Linked DNA regions of Mus musculus: region 1 is linked to region 2. The links are chromatin loops, found by intact Hi-C in ENCODE. Cell type or tissue: heart. All regions are shown on one strand.

What was found. Peaks named below come from ENCODE experiments on the same cell type or tissue, not always from the same donor. Only the 100,000 strongest peaks of a DNase experiment are listed, where the experiment ranks them.
Region 1: it touches region 2 in a loop (3-fold over the local background); 7 of 42 quality-filtered maps call a loop at or near these places.

Annotation. Positions count from the first base shown.
Region 1 is chr9:111,251,656-111,254,155 of GRCm38, forward strand. It overlaps Mlh1 (mutL homolog 1), which reads right to left. Exons shown (of 19, transcript NM_026810.2): 9 at 1,209-1,321. Among named protein-coding and RNA genes, the nearest start is that of Mlh1, 19 kb to the right of the region's middle. In heart, a CTCF peak has its summit at 999; no DNase peak of the experiment used is centred here.
Region 2 is chr9:111,092,033-111,094,532 of GRCm38, forward strand. No RefSeq gene overlaps it. Among named protein-coding and RNA genes, the nearest start is that of Gm26409, 18 kb to the left of the region's middle. In heart, a CTCF peak has its summit at 1,249 (motif pointing right); a DNase peak (open chromatin) is centred at 829.

The DNA.
Region 1 (2,500 bases), 160 kb after region 2:
TTCACAACCATCCTTAACTCTAGTTCCAGGGGAATCATCCACTTCTTGCCTCCAAGAGCATCAGGCACACACATGGTGAATAAACATACAGAGAGGCAAAACATTCACACACATAAAATAAACTTACCTTACAAGCCTATATCTGTCATAAGGTGTACTATCCCTGTTCATTCTCTCAGGACTCATCTTAAATCTATTCAACAGATTCTTAGTAAACTCCAATTTTGTTCCAAAAAAAAAAAAGGACTTTGAAGATAAGAATATTGAAAGTCAAATGTGTGGAAAGATGTTTCTCGTGTCTGAAAGTACCCTGAGCTCTGACTACTGGGGCAGGGCAGTACTGTGACTCTAGCACCATCAAACCCTTGCAATATACTATTAAGCTACACGAATCTGAAAGTCAAATAGTGCTCACTTAATAAAAATCATGTAAATAACACATCACCAGAGAGATAAGAACTGGGAGATAATTTCAAGCTAATTTAATTTCCTCCTTGATTTCTAGAATTATCCTTAGCATCATAAATTTCATTCTTTGAAAGAAAAATTCTCAAGGTTCTTAGGATTCAGCTTTTTAGTGACAATGCCTGTGGTGGTTTGAATATGCTTGGCCCCAGGAATAGCACTATTAGGAGGTGTGGCCTTGTTGGAGTAGGTGTGGCCTTATTAGAAGTGTGTCACTGTGGGGGTGGTCAATGACACCCCTCCCCCTAACCACGTGGGAGTCAGACTTCTCTTAGTGGGCCTTCAGATGAAGATGTGGCACTCTCAGCTCCTCCTGCATCCTGCCTGCCTAGATGCTGCCATGCTCCTGCCTTGATGATAAAGGACTGAACCTCTAAACTTGTAAGTCAGCCTTAATTAAACGTTATCCTTAGAAGAGTAGCCTTGATCATGGTGTCCATTCACAGCAGTAAAGCCCTAAGGCAATGCTTATACTAAAGTGTTGATTTTCTGCTGTACAATGTAGAACAGCAGCACAACCTAGAGGTAGACTAAGGTCTGTGAAGCCACACAGAGGAAGGCAATCAATCTGGCCTACACTGCTCAAGGTAAAGGCGAGTGTGACAGCCAGCAACACAGACAAGATAAAAATGACAGATGCTTCCTAATCAGGCCCGACTGTGACATGCAGTCTCCCCGTGCGTGATTGCCCTGGGAGGTTCCATCCAGCTCTCTGTGTAGACATTTGGTTCTTTCTCACTTACGGTTGATGAAGAGTAGGAAAATGCACTTCTTCACTGAATAGTTTGCATTCGATATATAGCCATTCATTTTGAAAGCTAGGGTTTTATCCTCACACCCAACTTCTATCAGTTCTCTGTTTAAAAAAGAGAAAATTTGAGACTTTTGAAAGCAAAAAAAAAAAAAAATCTTACATGTCAAAAAAAAATCACAACAGTAAAAAACAGGATTCTTTCTCATAAACCATCTTTACCCCACAAAAAAACAACCAAAAAAAAAACTGAGACTAGGTTTAGCTGAGGTCCTATAAGTATTCTCAACATCTGTCTATCCATCTATCCAACTACCTACCCTTCTCTATCCAGCCACCTACTCAGTGTTTTCAAGTACTTGTGCTGAGTGCCGGGCACTACTCCACGCTCCCAGTCCTTACTTTGCTTAAATATTTTGTTATCATAACTAAGTCCCAAAGTTTTAAGCCTCAAAACTCATCTCTGCTGACCTGAAACCTTACTCTACTGATTATCGCCATAACGGATTCCTAAGAGTGTTTACTACTGAGAACAGGTAAACAAGAGCCGGTCTCTCTGAGAAGCCACACTCATTTCTTCCGAAGGTTTCAGAATAGCCTACTGGCAGCCAGCTAACTCCCAGGGGTCTCCACATTCTTTACTCTCTCCAGAGATCTGCCTTCAGGCCGCGTTATTGTTCTTTTGAGGCATCAGCATAACTTGCTAATGGATGGTTTCCTTCTGACTAGAGTCACTGCAGGCTTCGCTACTGCATCCCTACTGTGGGACAGCACTCACCAGATATTACTACTGCATCCCTACTGTGGTACAGCACTCACTAGATTTTACTACTGCATCCCTACTGTGGTACAGCACTCACCAGATTTTACTACTGCATCCCTACTGTGGTACAGCACTCACCAGATTTTACTACTGCATCCCTACTGTGTGGTACAGCACTCACTAGATTTCACTACTGCATCCCTACTGTGGTACAGCACTCACCAGATTCTACTACTGCATCCCTACTGTGGTACAGCACTCACCAGATTTTACTACTGCATCCCTACTGTGGTACAGCACTCACCAGATTTTACTACTGCATCCCTACTGTGGTACAGCACTCACTAGATTTTACTACTGCATCCCTACTGTGTGGTACAGCACTCACTAGATTTCACTACTGCATCCCTACTGTGGTACAGCACTCACTAGACTTTACTACTGCATCCCTACTGTGGTACAGCACTCACTAGATTTTACTACTGCATCCCTACTGTGGTACAGCACTCACCAGATTTTAC
Region 2 (2,500 bases):
TTAGGCCTGCTCCTGACCACTTTCTGTCCCTCTGTTCTGAAGGGACAGAGCAGAGAGCTCCTTGCTGTGTAATAAGAGACGGGAGTCAAATGAACTACACAACAAACCACCCCGTGACTACAGACAGGAACACTGAAAGTCACCACAGAGAGACTGCCGTTCAGTCTCCAGAGGACAGTGCAAGCATGTGTGAGCCCCAGTCAGCAGCACGAGAATGGAAGCCATCTTGCTCTTGGTGCCGCAGAATCATTTCTGCTGATGAAACACTTGTCTCGGGAGCAGTTGTCTATTACATTTATTTATTATCATAGGGAGGGGGCTGTCATGTGAGTCTCAGTTTGCTTGTGGAGCTTAGAGGACAACCCGCAGATGTCAGTTCTCTTCTTCCATCCTATGGGGCCTGGACTTGAACCCTCATCGTCAAGTCTGGCAGTAAGTGCTTTTACCCACTGAGCCATCTTGCCCGCCCCTGGGAGCAATTTTTATGAGGGAAACATCTTGAGATTTAGATTAGCCTAAATCGAGTCTGAAGTTAGGCTCTTACTCCTAAGAAGGGTGGGTGGGATTAAATGGTCCCATCGGAATTCAGGTCCGGGCTTTTTGTGTTCCGGGCTGACACTGCGATGGGATACAAACCTTTTCTGGGCACCCATCCAGACATGCTATGGGTGTTGACATAACATTCTTGAGATGGGCTGTATCTTCTTACTTAGCAAGGCGACCCCTTCCTCTCACCAAAGACTGGCTCACTAGAAAACAAAAGACAGAAGCCTTACATTCAAATGGGCCAACGCAGTGGTACCATTCATGCCCCGAGGGATCTGCCTGTGGCTGGCCTCTGTCCCAGACAATCTCCTCACTTAGTTCTGCGCCTGCGCTGTCCTGCTCGCTTGACGCCTTGTCTCAGCCGCTGGATGCTGGAATCAGAGCATTAAAAGAAAGATCAGGAGCTTCGTTATTTAGGGAAGAAAAGGGATTTGAATGAAGCACAAGAAGCAGGTGCCTTGTAACAATGTTTTAAACAGAATTTAAAAGCCAGGAAAAAAAGGAGGGTAAACTAAGCAGAACTTGGCTTAGTATCAGAAGGAAGTTTCTAATAATCGGAGTTGTACACCATAGATAATATGATCTTACAAGTAACTGGTTACTTGGTGCCACACCTAATTCTTGCAGTAAGGATGCAAACCTACACTAGTTATTCACTTAACCAAAGGCAACACTGTACCTGTTGTTTCTCCAGCTGGCCACAAGGTGGCGGCAGCAGAGAAGTCCCAGGCAGGTAACCAACGAGAAACCTGGTTCCAAAGCTTACTCCGATCTTTAGTTGTCATAATAGGTGCTGTGTTTACTAACACAAATCTTTATAGGTTTTCAATCATCAAACCTACTGAAAAGTAAAAATAAATAAATAAATCACCAAAAAGCATATTTTTTTACTAGTAAAAAGGGAGGGATCGGAGGAGGTGGTTCAGTTGGTAAAGCTCTTTCAAGGCAAGCATAGGATGTGTGTTTGGAACCCCAGACTCCACACGCAGCTCAGCTGAGTGCAGAGGTGTGTGCCTGTGATTCCAGCCCTGGAGATGTGGAGACAGAAGGGACTGTGACATCTGAGAAACAAAAGGCCCATGTCATGGCTGTCAGCGCTGCCGCATTCCTGACCACAGAAGTTGAGAGGTTACACTTTTTGTTTTGAGCTATTAAGTTTTGGGGTACTTTGTTACACAGCGACAGTCTATGAAGCGCCCCAAAATACCAGCCTCCCTGGCCATATTTACACTCCATTTACTACACTCATGTCAAAGCCGCTTGCCCTGGCCCTTTCTACCCAGAATCTTCTGCCCAGATAGCCCGTGCTTGAATATCTTCTCTTCAAGTTGTTTCTTTTCTTCCACCAAATGGGACCCGGGGATGGGACTCAGGTTTTCAGCTTGGTGACAAACACTTCTCCCCTCTGAGCCATCTCACCAACCCCGACACTTCTGAATCTCATTTCCCATTCCCTGGTAACTTTCTTTCCCTGGTAACTTTCTTATAACTGACCAGAGCAAACAGGGGTCCTAAAAAAATTCAACTCCCAACAACCACATGAAGGCTCTCAACCATCTGTACAGCTACAGTGTACTCATATACATAAAATAAATAAATAAATCATTTTTTAAAAAAAGACTCCTCAGTTGAGAAAATGCATCCATATCACTGGTCTGTAGGCCAGTGTATGAGGCAATTTCTTGATTCATGATTGATGTTGGGAGGGGCCAGCCCACTCTAGGTGGTGGCATCCCTGGGAAGGTGGCCCTAAATTGTATTTAAAAAGCAAGATAAGGCAGCCGGGAGGAGCAAGCCAGCCAGAGAGCATTTCTCCATGGTTTCTGCTTCAATATCTGTCTTGAGTTCCTGCCTTGATTTCCCTCAGTGAGGGACTGTGTGACCTCAGATATGTCAGCCAAATAAACTCTCTCTTCTCCCAGTTGCTTTTGGTCATGGTGTTTATATCAGCAAT